2 separate regions of the Homo sapiens genome follow, and region 1 is linked to region 2. Evidence: chromatin loops called from intact Hi-C (ENCODE). Cell type or tissue: IMR-90. All regions are shown on one strand. Each heading gives the region's core, and the rest is flanking DNA. Links, peaks and the distances in the headings are about the cores only. Region 1 has its middle 280 kb from the start of LINC02871. Region 2 overlaps LOC105372529 (a long non-coding RNA gene).

Region 1 (12,969 bases), core at 2,057-10,056, 49 kb before region 2:
GAGCAAGCAGAACTGTCTCACCTTGAGGCAAAGGAGCTGACAGTCATATGCTGCAAACTGTCCTCAGAGGAAAGGGTAACATTTCCTGGGGGCATGGCTAGATGCTTTCAGCAGTTGATAAGTACTTGGAGAGGGAGCAGTGGTGAGCCTATTGCAGCACTAGGTAGATGAGTGTTCAGGCCTGATAAATGGATCTGTGTGGGGAATCTGAAGTGTCTGCTACATGAATGCGTCAGAAGGGAGGATGTTCTCCCATAAAACCAACTTCTCTAATGACAGTTTCCAGTTTTAGGAACATGCAATTTATCTTTATTTCACTGAATATCTCTAGTTAAGTATGGCATTCAGAATTGAACCAAATAATCTAGATCAAGTTTGATTATTAAACATTGTAGTGAAACTTAACCTCATTTGTTGAGTCTTAGTGAGAGAAGACAGCCCCAAGATCAGGTATAGGCACTGCTGGAAGGTATTGGCACAGGTATGGAGGGCACTGCTAAGGTACCTAGACCATAGTCCTGATAAAGAGTACAAAGAACTGTAAAGAAAGAGGCATGATATAATGGAAATTGATTTTTGTAAGTGACAAAATCTAAAAAGAATCATTCTTGAGAGTGGGGTAAGACCAACAGAGGTCCCAGGCAAATGGGAATAATTTAATGTCTAAAGGTGGTGATTCAAGGGATGGGGGAAGAACCCTTAACACTGTTAAGATTCTAAATAATCACTTCATTCAGAGTCAAGCCTATCTATTTCCTGGGAACAAAGAAGTAGATTCCAGGATTGCAAGAAAGGGCTTGAAAGAACTAAGTATTGCATCAGCACCTTAGACAAGGAGCCTGATGAAAAGGCCTCCTGGTAACACAAGGAACAGAAGGCTAAGTGGCAAATAAAGGTTTAAGCTTAATAATCCAAATTAGACCAACCAACACTGCAGAGTTGGAGAAATATGTAGTTGGAGGACTAACTGTGTACCAGGGTCAGAGAACAGCAATGAATTCCAGACAACCTGCATGTGAAATTCCTAATTAATTACATCGGAGAAAAACATGGGCAAGGCAGAGAGGTACCCATTGGAAATCAGTGGTTCTCAAACTGGAGCATGAATCAGAATAACCTGGAGAGTTTGTTAAACAAAGATTTGTAAGGGTCCCAGATATTCTGATTACATCTAAGATAGATCAACAGCAGAATACACATTCCTTTTAGGTGTACATTGGCCCATCAGCAGGAGAGACCATTTGTTAGGCTATAAAACAAGTCTCAGTAAATTCAAAAGAAGTGAAATCATATGAAGTATGTTTTCTGACCAAACTGGAATAAAATTAAAAGCCAATAAGAGAAAAAAATTTGAGAAGTTTACAAACATTTGGAAATTAGACAAAACAGTATTTAAAACAAATCAATTCTATAGGTCAAAAAAGAAATTACAGGAAAATTAGAAAATGATTTGAGGTGAATGAAAATGAAAGCACAACATACAAAATGTGTGGCATACAAATAACACAGTGCTCAGGAATGTATATACAGCTATAAGAACTTATATTTTTTGAAAAAAGAAATACCTCAAATTAGTCATATAAACTTCTACCTTAAGAAACTAGAAAGAAAGAGCAAACTATACCCAAAGCAGGTAAAAGGGAGAGAATAGTAAAGCTTAAGAAAATAAATGAAATTTAAAAAAAAATCAAAGTTGTGCGTTTTTTCTTTTTTTGAAAATAACAAAATTCATATACCTTTAGCTACACTGACAAGGAAGAAAAAGACTCAAGTTACTAAAATCAGAATGAAAGAGGGAATATCACTACAGACCTTACAAAAATAATGATTATAAGAGAATACTGTGGACAACTGTGTGTCAACAAACTAGGTAACAGATTAAATGGACAGTTTTCCAGACAGACACACACTACAAAAATTTACTAAAGAGAAAATAAATAATATATATCGATATACTTTACTTGTTGGTATACCTTGTAAAGAGTAAAGAAATTGTGTTAGTAATTTGGAATCTTCCTACAAAGAAAATCCAGGTCTGGATAACTTCATTGGTTAAGTCTATCAAACATTAAAGAATTAGCACCAATCCTTCACAAACTTCCCATAAAATAGAAGACAGAGAACAAACACTTTCTAATTTATCCAATAATGCCACTATTACAAAGATACCCAAACCAGACAAAGATAGCATAAGAAAACTACAGACCAATATCTCTTTTGAATAGAGACATAAAAATCTTCATAAACTTATAAGCCAACTGGATCCAGCAACAATAAAAAAGACTATATCATAAGAAATTAGATTTAACTCAGGAATACAAGTTTGGTTTAGTATTTCAAAATAAAACAATATAATACACAATATTAACAAAATAATGGGCAAAAACCACATGATCATCTCAAATACAGGAAGAAAAAAATTGACAATATCCAGTGCTCTCACATAATAATTTTTTTAAAAACTCAATTAACTAGGAATAGAAGAGAACTCTCTCAGTCTGATAAAGGGCATTGTATTAGTCCATTCTCACACTGCTATAAAGAAATATCTGAGATTGGGTAATTAATAAAGAAAAGAGGTTTAATTGACTCACAGTTCCAAATGACTGAGGAGGCCTCAGGAAACCTACAATCATGGCGGAAGAGGAAGCAAAGCACGACTTACATCACAGCAGGAGGTGGGGAAGAAATGCCACTTTTAAATCATCAGATGTCATGAGAACTCACTATCATGAAAACAGCATGGAGGAAACAGCTCCCATGATCCAATTGCCTCTCACCACCAGGTCCCTCCCTCAACACATGGGAATTACAATCAAGAGGACATTTGGGTAGGGACACAGAGCCAAATCATATCAGACACCTGTGAATAACCCGTGGCTAATATAATATTGAATAGTGAAAAATTGAATGCTTTCTTCCTAAGATGAGGAATAAGACAAGGATGCCTACTTTCACCACTTCTAGTCTATATTTTACTGGATATATAAGAAAGACAATTAGGCAAGAAAAGGAAATGAAAGATATCCTGATTGGAGAGGAAAGTAAAACTATCTCTATTTTTGTGTGTCATGATTTTGTATATGGAAAATCCTAAGAAACCCACCAAAAATTATTGTAACTAATGTATGAGTTTAGCAAGGATGTATGATACAATATTAATATAAAAATTACTTTTCTATGCAATACCAATGAACAATTTAGAAATGAAATCATGAAAATAAAGCAATTTTTAAAAAATATTAAAATACAAATAAATTTAACAACTAAAATACAAATACAACGAGTGCAAGACTTGTACATTACAAAATCTAAAACATTGTTGAAAACTATTAAAGATTTAAGTAAATTGAAGACACCCTAAGTTCAAGGATTGAAAGACAATATTGTTAATACAGCAATGCTCCCCAAATTGATCCAAAGCTTCAATGCAAACTCTATCAGAACACTAGTTGGCTTTTAAGAATAATTTGACAAGCTGGCCCTAAAATTCATACGGAAATGCAAAGTATCTGGAATAGGAGAAACAATCTTGAAAAAGAAGAAAAAGATTGGAAGACTCACACTTCATAATTCCAAGTCTTCCTACAAAGCTGCAGTAATAAAGACCAAGTAATACTAACATAATGATAGACATATAGATTAATAGAGTAAAATTAGTGGTCCAAAAATAAACTCTCAAATTTATGGTCAACTAATTTTCAACAACATTGTCCAGAAAATTTAATTCTTTTAATTAAATTGAGCTGGGGCACCATGCAAAATAATTATTTTAGACCCCGACCTCACATCATACTCAAAAATTAAAGTAGATCATAGAATTAAGTTTAAGAATTAAAATGTTAAAACTCTTAGAATAAAACAGAAGTAAATTTTTGTCACTCTGAATTAAGCAATGGTTTCTTAAATATGACACCAAAATCAGAAAATAAAAAAAAAGATGTATTAGACTTGATCAAAATTTAAAATATTCATCCTTAAACCACATCATCAAGACAACAAAGCAACAATCCAGTCTTGGAGAAAATATTTGACAATAATATATTTGAGAAGGAGACTACTTACAAAATACATTTAAAAACTCTTACATTTCATAATGAAAATACAAGTAATCCAACTTAAAAATGAACAAAGTATTTGAATAGGCATTTCTTCAAAGAAGATATCAAAACAGACAATAAGGACATGACAGATACTTAGCATCATTAACTGTTAGTGAAATAAATACAAATCAAAACTACCATGAGATACCAATGCATATTCACTAGAATGGTTATAATTAAAACAATGGCGGCCGAGCGAGGTGCTCACGCCTGTAATCCCAGCATTTTGGGAGGCCGAGGCGGGTGGATCACGAGGTCAGGAGATCGAGACCACGGTGAAACCCCGTCTCACTGTGTGCGGTGGTGGGCGCCTGTAGTCCCAGCTACTCGGGAGGCTGAGGCAGGAGAATGGCATGAACCCAGGAGGCAGAGCTTGCAGCGAGCCGAGATCGCGCCACTGCACTCCAGCCTGGGCGACAGAGCGAGACTCCGTCTCAAAAAAAAAAAAAAAAAAAAAAAAAAAAAAAATAATAATAATACACAGAAAAGCATGTATATGAACAATCATAGCAGCGTTATTTTAATATCTTGAAAATATTATCATAATTCAAAGAAGCCAGTCACAAAAGGCCACATATTATATGACTCCATTTATAGAAAATGCCCCAAATAGGCAAATCTATAGAGACAGAAGTTAGAATAGTGTTTCCTAGGGCTGTGCAGGGGGAAGAAGTGGAAAAGTGACTGCTAATGGGTACAGGGTTTTTTCCTGAGATGATGAGGACATTCTAAACTTAGATTGTAGTGATAATTGCTTAACACTGTGAATATACCAAAAACCATTGAGGTGCATGCTTTCCATCGGTAAATCTTCTGGTATGTGAATTATAGCTCAATGAAACCATTTTTAAAGTGACCCTTCTGATTTATTTGTACTTATTTAAAAGTAAGGTTTGGGTCATCAAGGTTGGGTATTTTGCGAAGGGGAAATGTGAAACTTGTGGGTAGATAAACTAGGTTTAAAACAGCATCTTACCTTAGCACATGCCAGTCTTCTGAAATGAAATAATTTATCAAAGAAATTGGGCTATCACTGTCCCCATATTCACAAAGCTAAATCATTTATCATCTTCCCTTGTAAACTTTGCCGTTGGGAACTAATTTTAATGCTCACATAAAAGGAGATTCATTCTGGAACTTCCAAGTGACTGGATTCTATAAAGCACGTTTGCTGTTTAACCCAGGAAGACTTGCCTCAGGGATTAGGAGACGGAACACTGCAAAACTGTTCCCAAAACTGCACCCTAAGTGTGGTTATTTCACACCCATGGCGGCGGGCTTAGAACGAGGTTTTATTTCTTCTCCTCCTTTCTCTGTGGCACCAATTGTGTTGGGGAGTAATGAGACAGGAGTGCCACACAAAGGATTTTCCTCTAGCCTCTAGGAGAAGCCGGTCTGCCCAGTCTTCCCAAGTGACCGAACCAACTGTGGGGCTGGCTGGGCCCTGGGTGGAGGGAAGAGAGAGGAGCTGATCGGGTTTCCCAGCTTTGAAGTAAAGAATGAGCCAGAATGAAGAAGCTCCTGATCAAAGGCTGCTGAGCGATAAGGAAGGCGACATGAACTCTCCAGGGAGAACCCAGGCACCTGAGGCCAGGTGGGGAGAGGGCAGCCAGCTTTCTGAACGGGCGCTTTGTTTCTGCTCCTTTTCACAACAGGAAACATTTGAAGCAATTGGAACCAGCAATTTATAAGTCAGATTGGCCTAATGTGACGGTTCTCAAACTTTGAGGTGCATCAGAGTTGCTTGGGGAAGTTTCTGGAAGTACAAGTGACTGGGCATCTCTCCCAAAGGTGCAAAAATTCCTTAGATCTGAGGTAGGAAATCTCAACTCTGCATTTTTATTAAGTTCTTAGGGAAATGTATTTTCTTTATCTGGTAGTAAAATTAGAATTTCAAACACACTTCAAAAACCCTCACAGAAGAGATGGTTCACTTATAGTAAATCTAAGCTACCAATTTTCCTAATACATGATATGACACTCAAGGAAGTTTCTCTGGGTACCCATATGCTTTTGTTAACATCTCAGGAATCGGGCTAGGTGCTGAGGGTGGAGATGAATAACACAGCCTTGTTTCCAAGAGCTCAGCATCTTGTTGAGGAGACAGACATGTAAACAAAATCAATGAAGTATTATAAGAAGAATGTATAAGGCCCTGTTCCAGCCCAGTAAGAGAATGAGTAAGTCTGCCTGGAGGGTGGGAGGAGAGACAGCTGAGGCTTTCCCAAAAATGCAAGGTTGGAAGCCTATGTCTTCAGTATTAAGGAGCAGCTTGCCATCCCAGGATGGGCAGGGGCCGGTGGCCTGGAAAGGAAGTGGGAATATTCCAGTCCGAGGGAAGTTCTGTGCAGAAACTGAACAGACCTGAGAACCCTGGGAGGTTTGGTATGAGCATGCAGAGGAAGTTGGTGATGGGGTGGGGATAATGTAGAAATTGGTCTCAATATGAAAGTACCTGTGACCTCATTGAAGGAAGCTTTTGGCCTTTGCTTATATGGGACAAGCACTTAATGCAGGAGTTTGTCCTATATCTGGGAACCACAGAAGCTGCAATCCTGGGTATAAAATTGTTACTCGAGTCCAGTACACTCGAATTGGGCAAATATAAGGGATGTGTTCCCAGAATTATAAAAACTCAGTATTTATTTCCCATTATATTTTGCAACCACCAACTGACTACTAATAAGAATTACTATTTTCAAGGTACTTTACCATTAAAGAGAAAAATTTACAGCCATTTTCACCTATGCTTTTCATGGCCTTATAGTAACCATGTTAAAGTAGGTGTTATTGGCTGAGCTTTCTAGAAAAAGACATTTCTTAGAGAGGCAAAACAACTATTCAACATCACACAGCTTATGAAGTAGCAGACCTAAGACTCAAACACACACCTTTTTATTATAAATCTCATGATTTTATACTACGATATATCAATTTACTGAGCAAAAGTATAACTCTAAACAAACAGACACAATTAGAGACCAGCAACTATACCACAAAGCTCTGTCACAATCTCGAAGAGACATTCAAGAGGGAAATTTTACAATTTCTGTATTTGTCAAAATAGGCTTAACTAGGCTGCGGTTACAGAAAAATAGGCAAAACAAAAACAAAAACAAAAAAACAAAAAAACACCACAACGATAAAGAATGAGTGTCTAGGACTTACTACAGTAGGAGAATACTTTTTGCTCACTTCACAGTGTGACGCAGTTTGGACAGCACTCCTGGGCGTCTCTCCTGCCCATGGCAACTCAAGGCCCAGGCTATTTCCACCTTGGGGCCACACCTTCTATGGCTGCAAAGTTGCCCTGACTGCATCTAGCCAGCAAATGTGACTGTGTAAAAACATCTCGATGTGGCTCTTGGCCTAGCCACATGCCTTGCTTTGGACAATGAGATATTAACAACTGTGGAGCCAACAAAGGCTTGAAAAAGCCCTGCATACCTGGCCTTGCTTCTCCTTGTACCCTAGCCACCTAGACCAATGTTCTGCCAAATGAAAAATATTCTCCTTAACACCAGAACGTCGTGTGCTGTGAGGAGAATAAATGTGGCCATTAGTGATTGACTTCAGTTCTCTTTATTGTATGTGTTCATAAATGTGTGGACAAAATGTTTTGCGATCTTGACGGCTTTTGTACAAACATCAGTTGTTTCTTATATTATAATTATCATCCTAATCGTTATAATGTCTAGGCCAACTGTACTACTGAATTAATATTCTAAGACTCAGGAATAGCTGATGCAATCAAATGAAGATGGGTGAAAAATAAAAATGGCACACATTTCCTAAAAACCATGTGTTATTAACTGAACTAAATTAATTATGCCCTACTTTAGGTTATTTGGGTAGATGGTGGCAGCCACTAAAAAGAGTTCGAGGTAAGTGAGTGTTAGTTACTCTCCCACAACTTCACTGCCAGGCTATATAATAAAATCAGGCCTTAAACCAAATTTCATCACACATGTGGACATTAATTTATAAAAGCAGTTCATAAAACTTGTCTATAAATTTGATGACATTCCAGCTCTCTGTTCTTGTAGGTGCCCCAACCACTACTTGCATGTTAGTTCATTTCAGGGAGACATAACATTCCAGAGATCTTTTCTTCTGGAATTGGGCTCAGGTATCCTCTAAAACTAATGGCTGGATACAGCATCACTTAGCAACTGAGCCCTCTATTTATACTCAATGAATTCAAATTCTCTGTTTATGTATGATTGGGAATGTATCTAATATATCTATAGTCTTCAATTTTGCCCATTTCTGGTACTCACCTTGCTTGTCAACAAGCCACTTGCTTTCACCAATATTTCTCACATTCAGTTTACTGACTAGAAAAGCCACGATCAAGATAGAGGTAAGAGATGAGCTTGTGGCAGCTGCCCCTGCAGTCTGGCACTCTGTGATTAGTGCCAACCCAGCACCCCTGGGATCTGCATTTTTGATTAGGATAATTGACTATCACTAGAGATAAAACTGAAACTAACTGACAAGCACATAATATCACACTGAAAATGCTGATGCACTTTGACACATCTCATGGGTATGGTAATGCCATGTCACTTGGGAATTAGATCTTCATTCGTACTGTCTCCAAACATCATTCAGAGCTCTCCTTGGAGCTCTTTATCATACCACTAACTATTTTCATGGTGACATGTTCGATAATGTGGCATAGAAATACATATTCCATGCTTGATGCAACCTCAAAATTCAAATTTTAAAAAGCCATTTCAGTTTTAGACATACCTCTGTAAGGTGTGGATGTTAGGCTAGATTTCTATGCAAAGAAAGGTAACAAGAATTGGGGGTACATTAATTTCCAGATATCTTGATAACCTGGCAGAGGTCCTAGCTGCAGAGTTAACTTCTTCCCTGGCAAGAAGGAAGGTATTTTATGAGACTGATTGGGTTGGATCTTGCTGTAGCTCATTGCCTGGGAGGAAACAGAAAGCTTTGTGTCTCTCAGGTATACACCCTTCAACAGTCAAACTCCTTTTCTGACCCATGGAGATGTGGTAACTTGCAGCAGCTCTAAACCAGGATTATGACTCCCACGCTGACATTAGCAATTGATTGAAATGCGGTTTCAGGCTAGGGCAGGAGGAAATAGCACAGAACAATACAGCCAAGTTCATTGTGCTAACTGCACTGCAGCTCCCTGAGAAGCAGGTGTGAGCTGAATAGAAAGGATATTATTGGCTCAAGCTTCCTCTGGGTGGTGTAGAAAGGAGAGCATGTGGTATATCTATCAACCTCACCTGACTCATAACTGATTTCCCCCATTTTTTTCTCAAATTCAGTCCTCTTCCCTCTCCTTTCTCTCTCTGTCTCTCTCTGTCTCTCCCTCTCTCTCTCGTTTTACCTGTCTGATTGGCAGTTGTTCAGATTTCCATAGAAAAACATTGGGGAAATAGTGCTCCAGAATCCAAACAAATGTAGCTCCCATCTCAAAACACAAAGCGGGAAGAATTGACTCATAGGCAGTGCCGAAGTTGGGAAGTAGAAGGAGAAAGGAAAGAATGAAAAACTTTTGTGGGCTTGTTCTCTGCCAACCCAAATGTAGACGCTTTATATTTGTTAATACATGTGTCTCACAAAATCCCTGGTGGTTAGGGATCAGTATCACAATTCAATAGGTGAAAAAAAAACTGAAGATCAAGGTATTTAAGTAACTTACCTATAGTGCCCAGGTGGTAAATGATGGAAATGGGATTCAAGACCAAGTTCCTTCATTCAAGCAAGCGGCTCCATCATCCTCTTCCTTTTCATCACCTGCTCTTGTGACAGCAACTGTGCTTGATTTGCTTTATTCATTCAGCTAATATTTATTAGGCAAAAGTTATACGACAGACACTGCATGGTAGGGACTGAAGAGTTGCTGGTGCATTTTCTATTAAACACTCATTTCCTTTCGTTTTGCTTTGGAGAGCCTCTTTTCCTGAAACCCTGGTTCATGTGGATTGAGTGGGCCTAATTCTTTTTTTTTTTTAAGATGGAGTCTCACTCTATCGCCCAGGCTGGAGTGCAGTGGCGCCATCTCAGCTGAGTGGGCCTAATTCTGTCCTGTGGATCTGGAGGCAGTCAACATTCCTGGCCACATAAATTGGTTCAGTGATATGGATGTGAACCAATCCATATCATTGAGTATTAGGCAAGGAACTTTTTCTTTTTCTCTGAAACTATTAGAAAAGAAAAGCATTTTTTGTTAGGATAGCTAAGGTGATGGAACTTAAACCTAGACTGCTGCTAGCCATCTTTCTGAAACATGGCAAGGGATTTCTTGAGAATGAAGTGCAGATGGGAAAAGTGCAGAGCCAAGAGATGAGGAGAAAGCACCATTTGGGTGCCTTAATCCTGACTAACCTGAACCTGGGACTTGAATCCCTGAGGCTTTTCAGTTATAAGAGTTCTTTTTTTTTTTTTTTTCTAGCTTAAGTTGGTTTCATGCCTTATTTCAAGAGAAGGGTGATGTCTGGCCATTATGCAAGGGTAATCAACACAGACTGGATATCTGATTTCACAAAGACTATAGTCTAGTAGGGAGATGGGCAGTAATAAACTACTCACCAAAATGACTAGTATTACAATTTATAGGTGCCCTGAGGAAAGGGACATTTTCTCTTTATCTTTAAAAGTATATCACAAAACTTTTCCTGGGAGGTGAATCAGGGAATTCTTTCCTATAAAAATTACCAGATATATGATAGATAAAAAGGATTTAAGTAGATGGAATTTGGATAAAATGTGGTTCAGATAGAGGGAACGGATACGCAAAAGGGATAATTGTGTATCTAATAAAATGAATTAATTTCAAGGTACTTGGTAGAAAAATAGTATAAGAGAGGGCTGAAAAGAGCCAAGTCCTATATGACCCCATAGACTGTAGAAAAAAAATTAAAGCCCTACCTTAAGAGAAACAAGAAGCCGTGGCAAGTTTTTCATCATGCTAACATAATCAGACTTGATTTTTGAAATGTAACCTACAGTGAGGATAGAGCAAAGGTAGCTACGGTGGATGTCAGAAAACCAGTTAGAAAACTACTGCAGTGGACTAGGTAACAGGGGATAGTATCTTGAATTGGGAAGGGATGTCAGAAGCTCTCCACTTCAGGAGAGCTAAAGTGGTTTGGGAGATATTTTAAAGGTGAATTTGGTGGGAGAGGAAGCAGAGAGAAGGGGAAGTAAGGGATGATTCTTAGTTATCCAGCTGTGCAACTAGATAGAAGATGTCCTCCTTTAATGATATAGAGATCAACAGTAGAACAAGGCCTAAGCCATTGGTTAAAGGAATAAATTCAAGCTCAATCCTGTTGAGCTAGAAGTGCCTTTGAGATATGTAAGTGGAAATGTTGAATAGGCACGTAAAATTAAGTGTCTGTGTTTGGAGCTTAGACAATAAGGTTTTAGATAGAGAAAAAAAATATATGGGAGGAACTGATGTCATGGATTGAGGCTAATTGAAGCTGTGGGTGTAAATGAAGTAGCTCAGGAAAAAAATATGGACTAAGGATTGCTGTGAGTCTAGAGATGAGCTGTGTGATACTCTAATATTTATCTGGTATTAAAAATAATTTTCATGAAGACATAAAATCATAACTTTTATAAACATGTAAATGAACACAAGTTAAAGACTTTAGTGACTTATTATTAATAATGGAACAAGGTAGATCTTACAACATGATTTAATCTTCATATTGATCTACAGATTCAACACAATTCCTATTGAAATCTCAACTGGCTTTTTCTTTTTTTATTTTTATTTTTTTTAGAAATTGACAAACTGACCCTAAAATTCATATGGAAATGTAGAGGACTCCAAATACACAAAACAACCTTCCAAAACACGAAAGAAATTTGAAAGACATACATTTTCCAATTTCAAAGCTTACTACAAAGCTATAGTAACTAAGACTCTATGGTATTGACATGAGGATAGACATATGAATCAATAGAACAGAATTGACAGACCAGAAATAAACTAACATTTATAGTCAATCGATTATCAACAAAGTGAGCAAGCAATTTGTTGGAGAAATAAGAGCCTTTTCAACAAATTATGCTGGTACAACTGGATATCTACATGCAAAATAATGAATTTGGGTGCCTATCTTACACTATATGCACAAATAACTCAAAGTGAATCACAGACCTAACTATAAGAGCTAAAACTATAAAACTATGAGAATAACACATAGGTGTAAATTGTGAAGTTAGATCAGACAGTGCTTTCTTATATATGACACCAAAGTGTCAATAGAAAAAATAGGTAAACTAGACTTCATCAAAATTAAAAACGTTTGTGTTTCAAACTACGCAATTAATAAAGTGAAAGATAGTATCTAGTCTTGGAGAACATACTGACCAATCACGTATCTGATTAAGAACTTGTACCTAGAATATATAAATAACTCTTAAAACTAAATAACAAAAAGCCAAATAATTCAATTACAAAATGGGCAAAGGATTCAAATAGATAGTTCTCTGAAGAAGATATGCAAACAGACATTAAGCATATAAAAGGATGCTCAATATCATTAGTCATTAGTGAAATGCAAAACAAAACCACAGAAGGTATTACTTCATACCCCTCAGGTTGTCTATAATAAAAAAGACAGACAATAGCAAGTGTTGGCATGGACATGGGAAATTGGCATTACCATACATTTCTGTGGGAATGTAAAATGGTGCAATTGTACATACTGCATTTTGGCAGTTTTTTAAAATGTCAAATATACAGTTACCGTATGGGCTAGCAATTCCTAAATATATACCCAAGAAAAATAAGAACATATGTCATACAAACTCTTGTACACTCATGTTCATAGCAGCATTATTCATAATAGCAAAAAGTAAAAAC
Region 2 (12,969 bases), core at 2,429-10,428:
TAGAGGAATTTTCAGGAATCATTTTTCCAAGCAGTAATGAAAGATTTTAGACTACTTGCCTACCCATTTTAGCAATGCCATCTGAAACATGTGGCCCCCCAGGGTCACTATGAAAAGAGCTGGAAAATACACTGGAACTTATCTCTGCCTTAGCACTAAAGTGATCCACATCCCAGACTACTGGCCACAACAAGTCTTGTGGCCCAAGGTAAAGTCAAGGAGTGAAAAGTGTAGTTTTTAAGTTTAAGTTAAGTCCAGGAAGGGATGCTTGAGATATAAAATAGTTTTCACTGGGAATTTCTGCTACAGAGATTTGTTCCTTAATGCCATGTTATGATAACAGAAAAAAAATTAACACCCTATGTGAGCACCCCACTCATTTGGGGATAATTTCTTGGTGCATGAAATGCCAAAATTTGGTAACTACCAATGCATTCTGTAAAATATAAACATCACAGCCAGAACCATCACATGGTTCTTCAAGCTCTGACCTGGCCAATATCTCCAGGCTTATCTATGGACACCCCCAATATGAATCATACTTCCTAGTTTGTGTCATTGCAGTTTACTAACATATGCCCATGTTCCAGTCATGCCCTACACCTTGTTCCATTTTCCCTTTAAGTCTCTTATTGAACATCTCCTGGTTGGGGATGCCATGCCTGATTCTTTCAGACACAGCCAATGCATTCATATCCTCCTGTAAACATGGATGCCCCTTTAGATCTTTGTGGGTGTGTGTGGATGAGAAAATAACTTTACTTCATTTTGGTGAATGGGAAGATGTCCATAGTCAGAACTTCTGAAATTGTTTCTTGGTGTTGGACACTTTGGTGACCTTGAGCATGTTGAAGTGTACAGTCTTGCTCAGGGGCTGGTACTCACCCACTGTGACAATGTCACCGATCTGGATGTCCCTGAGTGGGAGAATAGGTACACAGGCATATTCTCATGGCACTTCTCAACACAATTATACTTGGACATGTAGTGCACACAGTCTGGGCAGATGACAATGGTTCTCTGACTCTTCATTTTGTTCACCATGCCAAACAGAATCCTCTCTCAAATGGAGATGTTACCAGTGAAGGGAAATTTCTTGTCAGTCTAGGTGCCCTCAGTGTCCTTTTTGGGTGTCTTGAAGCCCAGACCAATGTTCTTTTACTACCGCGGGAGCTTCTCCTTCCCAGTTTCTCTCAGCAGGACTTTTTTTGTTTTGAAAGATGGTTGGCTGTTTTTGATAGCCTCACTCTGTCTTAAGTCTGCTATCTTTTCTGCTTCCTGAATAAAAAGCCTACTTTAGTTCATTGTTTTGTAGACATCCTTGAATCATCAAATAGGCCATGAGTTCTTTGAGTAAAGGCGTTGAGTTTTACTCATCTCCGTAATTCCAGAATCCACCAGACTGCAGGACTTAGTGCTTGGTAAACACTGAAGGAAAACTTGGCTCTGTTGATCAAAGCTCTCCTTGTTTATATTTTAATCAGATTTTTTGAAAGGGTCTCAAAGAATGGTTAAACTCTACCAAGTCTACTGTCCCTTGGCTTATGTAGCTTCTGAAAGTCATATATTCATCAGCTCTTACCTTATTTCCTCCCCACCACCATCTTGACCTATGCAATTGGTGAGGCCACAGACCCCTAGCATGAGGCCCTGTTTTTCCCACAGCAATGGGATTTATGAAATCATTCGAACTTCTCTGTCTGGTGGGGTTTGTGTTGATGCTGCTGTGTTGCAGTGAACAGGCGAATAGGGTCCTCTTTTCAGAAATTGTACAAAGCTGTGGTAAATTTGATTTTCATTATGATCTGATGGCACAATCAAGTAGCAGTTTTCAGCTTACTGATTGTAACATGAGAGGACCACACTCATTTCCTTCAGTAAATGTTCACCAGGAATCTCTGCAAAGATGCAATGGAAGACTGAGACATAAGTAGAATTCCCTTGAGAAGTGTTCACAGAACTTAACTTACTTGATTACATTGCATACTCACTTTTTGCAAAGCTACAATATGGATGAGGAAATGTCTTAACCTGCTGGACTCATAATAGATTACATACATGCTGGAGTTAGAAAGAAGATGAACGAGACAGCCTAAGGAATAAAGCTACAAGACAAATGGTCCTCTAAGCGAGGGACCACGATCAAGGAGTGAACTCACAGAAGAAAATAAATCATTGACTCATCTCCTCATGCTCCTTAACAGCTACTGGCAAGTTGGTTATTAAATGAACCTTGATAACTTTGGAAAACTAGTCAAGTACCAAGCAAGACACAATTTGTGATTCTTGGCATGGCTTGTATTACTGGCTCCCTGTGCCCGGGACAGTATTGAAAGGAGAAGTATCTATAAACAGAATGAATAATGTGCAGCCATAATATATTCTTTGTTTATTTTTACATCAAATGTTTGGAATGTTGGCACTATTAAGAAACTCATTTAATTTTGATTCCCTTTTGAACCTGTGATGTTATAATGCAAGCCCCCGAAATGAGCCATATTCCTAGTGACGAAAATTGGGTGCTGGTGCCATAATTATACCAATGTTGGTTTTGATAAGTCTCTTTTAATTAACAGAATCTTTGAAGTTTGCTGGCAATTTTTATTTTGTGAAAAGGCCAGTAATAATAACAGAAAGGTACCCGTTTAAAATTGTCCACCTGGTCTACTTCTTAAAGCTTTTCATCTTTGGATTGATTTGCACGTCATGACCAATTATGGAGGTGGGAAGATTCTATTATACTCATTTTGCAGATGAGGAAATTGAAACTGGGAGCTTTGGGGACTTGCCGGAGCAGGTGAGAATGACTCTCACACCGAGACTCCTAGAGACATCCCGCTCCCTGATAATCACAGTGGTTCAGTTCTCAGAACACGGGCTTTCCTTACCTTGCCACTATTGACACTTGGAGCCAGATAATTCTTGGTTGTGAGGATCTGTCCTGTGTGTTGTAGTATGTTTTGTAACATCTTTCCTTTGCCTACAAGGTGCCAGTAGCAATCCCCCTAGTTATGTCTCCAAACATTGCCTAAAATCTCCAGGAGGACAACATCATCTGATTGAAAACCACTTGACTAATGGAATCGGGCTCCATGACAAACGGCTTCTCCCGTTTACCTGGTTTACTCTTTCCTGTCTGCGTGCCAACAGGGGCCTCAATTTTTTTTGTGTGTGTGACAAATTATAAAAAGCTACAGTGAATTTGCCTTGCACTACGTCCTGACAGCATAATCAAATAACAGTTTTCAACCTACTGCCTGCACAGCAAGAAGACAAAGTGTGTAAGGACGGGAGCCACATTTTTTTTCCTTTAATAAATCTTCGTTCAGTGAATGAAAAAGTGGATTGCTGCTGCTAACCACGAGCCAAGCAGGTTACAGACTCTACACACATTATACAGTTTCATTCCCCAACCACCTATGCATTACATATTAAAAGGCCTGTTTCTGAAAGGCAGAGTGTAGAGGATTTGTAGGGCAGTGAAAAGGTATCCATAATCAGTGATCTATTGCCAAACCTTAACAGGAAGTCACATGGCCAAGGAGAACACGGTTTGTGGAGTTCCAGCACCAGCCTCAAAGCAGAGCATGGAAGGGTAAGTTTCCAGCTCAGAGACAATTGCTTCATATTGGGCACAATTTCTTGTACTTTCTTCCAGAGTATATGGGTATTTTATTTTCTTATATTTGTTTGTTTGTTTGTTTTAATGTCGCACTATTCCCTCTTTGTCTTTTGTTGGTATTTTAAAGACTTTTCTAAATCAACCCAAATCTACTTCTTTTCTTTGTTGCAGTTTATTCCATTATCTGGATAAACAGCTCTGTAAATGAGCACCTGGCAGCTGCTGCTTCTCCTTTTCCCTCTCCTTCCCCTTCTCTTCCTTTTTTTTTTTTTTTCACTCTTTTGCTCTCTCATTCTCCTTCTCTTTCTCCATCATCATGCTTTTGCATATATGAAAGTATATCTAAAAAAATCTAGAGCAATTTGGTGGGACTAAGGGCACATGTTTTAATTTTCAAACACATTACCAAATTGCCGTTTAAAAATATAGTAATCTATTTTTACCTTCAATGTTTGAATATATTTTTTATCACAATCTTACCAACATGGTATAAAAATATACTTAAAATATGTTCTTCATTTTTAAGGTAGGAAATTATGTCACATTGCTATATTATTTTGGATTTTAAAATTTTGTATAATATTCAACATTGGTTCATTTATTGTAAATCTTTGCATTCTTTTGCTTGTTTAAATCCTTGCTCACTTTTTCTTATTGATGTATAAAATCTTTTTACAAACTGAGGACAATTGTAATATGAATTATGAATATTTCCCTTGCTTGTTATCACCTCTCTTCTGACTTTGTTCTTTAGATATAATGTTTTTTAATTAGTGATACAGTTTGGACATTCCCTCCAACTCTCATGTTGATTGGTAATCCCCAGTGTTGGAGGTGGGGCCTAGTAGGAGGTGACTGGATCATGGAAGTGTATTTCGCATGAATGGTTTAGTACTATTCCTTTGGTGCTGTCCTTGTGACAGTGAGTGAATTCTTGTAAGATCTGATTGTTTAAAAGGGTGTGGCATCTTCTCCTTGCTCTCTCTTGCTCCTGTTCTCACCAAGTAATGTGCCTGCTCCTATCTTGCCTTCTGCCATGAGTAAAAGCTCCCTGAGGCCTCCCCAGATGCAGAGCAGATGCCAGCACCATGCTTCCTGTAGAGCTTGCAGAACTATGAGCCAATTAACCCTCTTTTCTTTACAAATTACCCAGTCTCAGATATTTCTTTATAGTGATGCAAGAATAGCCTAAAACAATTAGAAAGTTTTATACATTTCTCATTACAAATTATGTTACACATTACCAAGGTTCTTTTCTAGAACTTTCTGTTTAATTACATTAAAGAGTAATTTAATGTGCAATTTATATTGAGATAAAGAATAAGATCCAAATTTAAATTATTTTGAGAAGACAAATCAGGTTTTTCTTAAACAATACAACATAACTGATTTCAAATGTTGCCTTTGATATATGTTCAACTCCTGTGTGCATTTTGCATAATTTCTGAACTCTATTATGTTCTACTGATCAGAACATGTTATTGCCAGGATGTCATTTTAAAAAAAATGAATGAGTTACTAGGGGATATTTTTTTAATGCTGATTTGGATCCAAAGCCAAATGGAAAATTTTAGGAGTTTCCTCCAGTGGACTTTTTTCGAAGTGATCTTTTAAAATTTAACTTCAATAGAAATGTGTTGATTTATCTTATAGATCTTTCACTTACTGCTTTGAAGTTTTCTCTTTGTGTAGGACATTGTCTCTGTTTAGTGGGGTTGTCAGATGGTTTACATCATCTTCATTTGTTCCCTTAAGAAACATTTTTTTTTGAGCTACTACTATATCTAGGGCATTGTTCTAAATGCTAGGGATACAGCACTGAGCAATTCAGAATAGGTCTTTGCAGTGATATTGTAGTGGGTGGAGACAGGCCCTGATTTTTTAAAATAACAGAATTCAGATGTATCAAGGGCTATGATATAAATAATCAGAGCCACAACATAGAGAGTAATTGAGGTGGGGCCAGGTGAGATAAAGTGTCAGTGAACTCTCTGAGGAGGTGATGTCTCGGTTTGATGTCTGACAGCTATAAAGGGAGTTGTCATGTTTCTGTTCTTCGGTGCAGTGTCCAGGACTGTGCTTGTCATATACTGTTTCTTGACAGATATTTACTGAATGAACCAATCAATCAGTGATGGCTGGAGGTTCTGGCCTTGGCTGTGGGAAGCACTTCATGTTGCCTTTAAGCTTCTATTATGACAAGCTGTTTAGACAAGTTAAGTGGTAGGTTTTTACTTTGGGGAGGAAAGAGATTTTTCCTCAGTCTTTATTCATTACTTATTGCAAAAGGGATTTCGCAATGACTGATTTCAACATTTCTCCCTGGGCTTCCAAACCACCCTGGTCCTTAGCAAGCCCAAGCAAGTTTCCAAACACAGGGTTTTTCCTTCAAGCCCGACCTCCCAATCTGCCATGAGAGAGCTTTGCACATGCACACCTGTGTGGGGCACAGCACGGAAGTGAGAAGGAAGTTGAAAACAAGCCCGGAGGACCTAGGTGATATGTTTTCAGAATGTTGCCTCTCCCAAAATATTTCCTGTGGATCAAAATGTCTTGCTTAGACATGGTATCTGTGGCTCCATTTGCAGTGGATGATACACCAGCCCCATCTTGTGCTTCTCTAAAAATCTTTCCACTGTATAATTTTCAAAACAAAGAAATTCAGACTAGCTTAAGACACTTGCTTTTCATTGATGACTTGAGTAACAAAATATAAAATGAAAAATCAGAATGGATGAAAAGGTGAATGTTTGTATCTTCCATCGATTGCTTCATCTACTGTCTTTTTGTTGAGGGGATTTGTTTTTAAGATTGAAAGCCATTGGCTTATTTATTTATTTTTTTTTTGCTATGGTTTCTCTTCATGATTATTGATCTCTATTAGCATGATAATTATAAATACTTGATAAATTTCTTTCTTTGATCTGGCCTACTTGTCACTCAACAGTCTTTTAAACTCTAGATTCTTTCTTTCATTCTTGACATTTGCCATTGTCCTCCACCCTGAATGCCTCCCTGCTGTTCTCAAAAGCTGCCTAGAATCATTGAGAGAGTATATTGCGGTATCAAGTACCATGGCTTCAGGCTCCGCTGCAGCTGCCTGCTTTCTGAAAGCTCCCTTTATTCTTTGCAACTGCACTTATCGAATTCCGCCTAACAAATGTCAGCTTTTTTCCCCTTACCTTTCATGCAAAACACACACACACACACACACACACACACACACACACACAGTGTAATAAATCCTTACCTCTGCACAGTGTACATTTATACACCTTGTAATTGCCTTTCTCTGTTGGTTTTAGTCCTTTGCCCTTTTATTCTTTCCTTTTGTACTCTGGCTTCCTCAGCTCTAGTATTCCCAGCCTTGAAATCCAAATTGCAAATGCAGAAAATATGCCCACCCATTTAGGACAAACTGAATGACTCCAATTGTAGAGGGTAGCACTGCGTCTGGTGGTACAGCTCACTAAAAGCACTCATTGCCTGGTTCATAAGAAAGTAGCAGGTCTTGTATTCAAGACTAAGAATCTGTGAACTTCAGAGCACACTGTGGAGCTTCATGGAGGTGTGCAATAAATTAATATATTGTAGTATATCTATATATAAACTATATATACAGTATAGCATATTTGTGGTAATATGTAGTATTTTTCCACCGGCCACCATATGCACCCACATGAAAAAAGCTGGAAAGTTTGTCGACTGAGTGTATGATTCTCTGCTGCTCCTCTGATATTCTTTTTGCTGGTTTTAAGTAACAGCAGTTATTAGGACCAGCCATGTTTTCCTGCATAGAATAAACACTTGATGAGAGTGGCCTTGAGGAGGTCAATTAAAGCAGATGTAAAGATTATCCTGCCTCTATTGAGTTGAAAATAGGAGCTAAAAGAGCTCTTCACTTAACTGCAGGCCATTAGGCAAGAATTAAGGCTTTCCTTATAAGGAAACTGGAGTTATTCTGAAGTCATATTTGTTGTTTTATAGAACAATTCAAATGACCATTAAATTCTTTCAGAGCTATGAGCACCAAGGCCCCCTGAGGAATGTGAATGGACCTTTTTTTCCCCAAACCTCAAGGATTCTAGGAGCTGAATAGGACTTTAGAGACAGGACTGGATAGGGAATTCCTAAGGGCTTTTTTTAAGCCAATATTCCATGACTCTCTGACCTAACCCTTTGCTACTCAAAGAGTATAGTAGTCCATACACCAGGAACATCAGCATCACAGGCACCACATGAGAATAGGTTAGAAATGCAACATCTTAGGCCTCACTTCCACCTGCTACATCAAAATTTGCATTGTAACACGATCTCCAAGTAATTCATGTGCACATGAGAATTTGAGACACCCTGATCTACTCTAATCTCTTTTTTCCCCAAATAATAAAAATGAAATAAATTTCCCAAGGTCACTAAGTAAATTAGTAGCTAGGATAACTAAGAAAGCATTACATTAGTCAAGCTGTCCATTCTGGATAACAATCTCCTTTTTCCAGGCATCTAGTTCTTCACCTATATGTCCTGGAGTTGGCCTATGTAACCCAGGACCATCTATCTCCAGATATCTGTAGACATTCTCGAAGTCACCTCCTCCATCAGGACTTTCTGTGTTGGCAGAGACGTGCTATGTGTGCACTGACCACTTGTGCCTGTTGAGTACCTGAAATGAGGCTGGTGGGTCTGGAAAGCTGGAGGAGGAATGAGAGCTCCATCTCTAGTGCATGTTCATCACTCAACTCTAACGTGAAAAGAGGAGTTTCAGGGCTTCTGTTTGGATAATTCTGCATGGTGGTAATAGCTTTCAGGAAGACTTCACTAGAAAAAAACTCTAGGTTATTGATACAGACAGGAGACAGGGAAATATTGGGTAGAAGAGGGCAGTACCCCAGCAAACACCCCATCCTCAAGCCTGAAAACCCATGGCCCTAAATGAGGATAGGCATTTCTGTTTTCATTGCCAAAAAGTGGCCCTTTGGCCAGCCATGCCCCCTATCCTGCACCCATATAAACCCTGAACCCCAAACTCCAGAGCAGACCAGCAAGCAGCAAGCCAGCAGACCACCAGAGAGATGGCAGAATGATGCGGCAGAGAAAGGGAGAAGAGGGTTGGTCAGAGAGGAGTCCAACTGCTGGGCGGCCCAGCTCCGGGGGAGGATCACCTACCCACTCCATCCCCCACTTCCAGATCTCCATCCATCACACTGAAAGCCTCCTCTACCACTTAATAACACCTCACATTCATCCTTCGGGTCTGTGTGTGACCCAATTTTTCCGGGACTCTGGACAAGAACTCAGGATACAGAAAGCTGTTACACTGGCCCTCTGCTTTTGTGAAAAGACAGAGGGCCTATTGAGGTGATTAACACCCAAGCCATCTGTGGCCAACAAAGCTGAAAGAGCTTTGTAACACTGGAGTTGCAGGTACCCACTCCTAGACACTACCTGGGAGCTGGAGCTGGAGCCCGGAGAGCTCGCCTGAGCCTCTGCACCTGCCTGTCTGCATGCTCCCCTGTCCCTCAAGGGGTTTTGAGCCACACCCCTGTCGCAGGTCCTGCGAGGAGAATCAGGGAACTCTCTTGTTTTATTATCATTTTTGAACTGGGAAAAAGAGCAAAGAATCTTTAGGGTCATCTTTGAAACTCACAGTTTGTTGGATAAAATGTAAACAATCTAGTAACTTGCGGCTTCTTAGGCAAATGTAATGTCCCTGTTCTTGTGTTTGTTCTGAGGATTTTCCATTTAAAAAAAAATGAATGTTTGTGTACTGCTTATGATTTACCTGGCTGTGAAGTTTTAAATTGTCTAACTTAATGAGTGAAGCTTTAAATTGTCTAACTTAAAAAACACATTTCAAAACGTTTCAGAGAGAATCATGCAGACTCATCTAGTCATCATCTGGTTGTGTTGACTAATGGCCAAATTTTCCATTTTTTCATTGCTGCCAGTTTCCATACACCTCTGCAATGTGATTTTGTAGCAAAAATTGATGTCTATGTCCACACCTATAAATTTACTTTATGATGTACTTTGTAAATGTAAACATGCAGTATAATACATTGGAAGCAATGAAGTGCCAGTTCTGAACCGAGGCCCAAATGGCTTTGTGTACTTCCATTCTTTTAGAGAACCTGCCATTGATGTGGACAAGTCTGCACTAGCCTCTGGAAGACGAAAAGGTCCAGGCATTAGAAAAGACCCCAAGCCATTCTACCTGTCCCAGCTGAGTCCCACACAGACCAGCCATCCCCCAGCTACACACAGGTTTACTGCAAGCATGCGAGTAAATCCAGTGAAGTTCAACAACACCCAGCCAAAATCAGCCAAATTGTCTAGTCTACTTCCAGATTTGTGAAAATAGTAAGTAGTGCTGATTTTAAGCAACCAAGTTTGGGAGTGATTTGTTACAAGATTATTATGACTATAGAGGACTGCTATGCCAATGTTGTCATATTTTAACATTTTCAATGTTATTTCACCTTTCTAAAGAGAAAAGTGGACTTTGAGGCCATGATGAGATTAAGTTCCTTAGGATTAGAGTCTTTTAAAGAGGGAAGGACATTAGAATTAGTCCTCAACTATAGACAGAGTTTTATGGCTGAGAAAATGGAGGCCTAGAGAGGGGAAACAAGTACCATTGTATCACCCTGCCAGTCAGGAGCAGAACAGGACACAGGTCTCCTGTCTCCAAAGTCTTTGCAAGTCCTCAGTCCGTTCTTTCATGAATATGCTCTGAGTTTTGCTTGTCTGCCAACCAGCAAGTCTTTGAAAACATAGCTTTAAGAAAGGAGATTACAGTTACAGAGACCAATGCTTCCGACTTTACAATCTGATTCTTCAGTTTCTAAAGGCCCTCTTGATTCTTTGTTAAAAGAAATCCCCACTTTGCCATTTGTCTTTTATGAAAAGATTAGTGGATAGCTTTTACCATCACCATAGCACCGCTTACTTAATCAACCACTATGTTCTATTTGTAATTTGTCAAAGATGTTGGATGTTATAATAAAAAAAAAGTCTTGAACGTGGTGCATTTTCTACTCACCATTGAGTGAATTTCTTCCCTGGAGTGTGTTCACTTCCCTGGCAAGTTAGTGACTCAGCTTGTCTTCTTGCTTCTATTCTTTTTAAACTCTGGTGGTCACGCTTTACATCTCAGAGATTATAACATATTTTCACGTAAATTATCTGATTTGAATTTCCCAATAACCCATTTCCATCTCCATGAGAAAATTAAGGCTTAAGGCAGTTGTGTGGTTAGCACCAGGTCAAGTGGACTGGAAAGAGAAGGGCTATGCCAAGCTTCTCGATTTCTGTAGTCTGATTTTCTACTGATGATGTCACTTTGCCAATTTACAGTCTGCACCTGTTGGGTTTGTTTAAGTGCCAGTCATGTCCAATTTTCCCCTTCTTGCTGAAATGCCCTGGTCCAAAGACCCTTCCTAAGGAAGTAGCCCTGGGCTTTTCTTGGCAGAGAGGTTGTCCATGATGGATGATCTCAGGTCCAGAGCCCTTCTCTTTGCTGGGCCAGGATTTAAACTGAAAATATGAGGGAGAGAGGAATCTGTGAGTCTGAAGAATATGAAAGGAAAACCTAGAGAGAGATTATAGGCAACCCGTTGTTCTACTCTGTTCTTTGGCGCTTTCTGTTTCCAGTTCCAATCCATTCATGTCCTTAAACTCTGTTTTCCTTATGAGGACTTGAATTCAATTCACACAGTCACCTTTCCTTTGTATGGCATTTTATTTTTTTAAAAAATAGTAGTGCCATTTCATAAACAAAATCAATCTGTTAAGGGACTTGCAATCAATTATTATTATTATCATTTCATGAGGAATAAATATAGCTTTGAAAGGAGATTAAGTGACTTGCTTAAGGTCACACAACAATATAATAAAATTTAAGCTTAGTTCTCTCACTACTAAGTCCTAAGAACTTTGGGATTAAAAAACATGATATGGAACATTTTTAGTAGGCTACATATAGTATGTCTCTCAATTTTCTTTACTGAAAAATCTGCAACAATCACCTCGGGGATTACGTCAGAGGAGAATTTGGAGCCTCACAGAACTGCTCAAAAAATCCTGCTGCCAGCAGTTTGTTGATATTTCAAGGCAGGGTACATATCACGTCCCACTCTCTATACCACACTGAGCTTTTGCCTTCTTGAAGGCTATTCAACAACACTCAACACTTTAGTTGCAAATCACAAAACCATCTTCCAAGTTTCACCTAACAATGTCAAAGGCCCCATTGCCCCTATATTTCTCCAAAGGAAACATAGAGCCATAGAGCTTTCTTGTAAACACACAGTTGACAATTGCTCTGATAGTGCAGAATTCCTAAGGTGAATATATATATATATATTCAGTGGATGTTTATTTATATGCTGTATGTCATATTTATGAAATGCTCCATGAGATGTCAAATAAACTGGTATATGGTTCTTTGAACACTAAACATCCACTGTATATTTTTGATAAGGAGGAAAGTTATGGCCTTGAGATTGTGCCTTGCACACCTTTGACTATAGGGAGAGTCATTGACCAAGGATCTCAATTGCTGTAGACTGACATCCATCACCTTCTTTGCATTGAAGCTACTCTCCACGAATAACTGAGCATGGTAGGAATACTAAGGGAGGCCAGTTTCTGGAAGACATGGGGTTCCTCTGACAGCCAACTTTGGCTCAGGACCTCTTTGCCAAGCTTGCCAAACTTTCCTTAGATTACACAGTTGTCTTGGGTACTTCCATACAATCTTCCTTCTCTCTTTCTCTCCCTCATGGGATTCCAACCTGCATCTCAATCTAACAGTTCTCCCAGCCTTCCCTGACTCACCCTGATTTTTCTCAAGACATTTTTTCTAATAAAATCTTTGCCTAGCTAATTGCACCTTGGTCTTCTTGGAGGAACTGGCAGGAAGCAGATGAGTGTTATATGTTTAAGTCAGCAGCCACTATATGTATATATACTTTGATATAGCAACTTTGATACTAAAAATCAATTTTAAAAATTATTATAGACTCTGAAGATGGTTCTAGTCTTGGTCAGATACCAATAAGTGCCTGCTCTTCCCATATTTATCCTCAGATTACAAAGAATCCAAGAGCCTAGGCACAGCTGCTGACAGAGGCTGATACACCAAATCTGTACCATGCAAGTAGTGAGCAAGATAAGACAATGGAAGATGTGGTCCACTGAAGCATCTTGTCCAAAATGCTTTTGTATCATAGAAGTCTCTTTCTATACCTACGGCCTCAAGGAAAGCAGAAGTGACAGAGGCAGATTGTTTTAAATCCAACGCCCTGAGTAGAAATTTGGGCAGGAATACCTCACCCACACCCAAA

What was found. Hi-C counts contacts between places; a loop is a spot of excess contacts. Peaks named below come from ENCODE experiments on the same cell type or tissue, not always from the same donor. Only the 100,000 strongest peaks of a DNase experiment are listed, where the experiment ranks them.
Region 1: a loop joins it to region 2, with 6 times the contacts of the local background. A loop is called at or near these places in 1 of 110 quality-filtered maps.

What each region holds. Positions count from the first base shown.
Region 1 is chr20:11,296,361-11,309,329 of GRCh38, forward strand. No RefSeq gene overlaps it. Among named protein-coding and RNA genes, the nearest start is that of LINC02871, 280 kb to the left of the region's middle. In IMR-90, for the core only: no CTCF peak of the experiment used is centred there; a DNase peak (open chromatin) is centred at 6,211.
Region 2 is chr20:11,344,590-11,357,558 of GRCh38, forward strand. It overlaps LOC105372529 (a long non-coding RNA gene), which reads right to left. Exons shown (of 3, transcript XR_937261.2): 2 at 10,665-11,158. It also overlaps the pseudogene RPS11P1. Among named protein-coding and RNA genes, the nearest start is that of LINC02871, 320 kb to the left of the region's middle. In IMR-90, for the core only: a CTCF peak has its summit at 6,217; a DNase peak (open chromatin) is centred at 5,922; H3K27ac peaks cover 176 bases.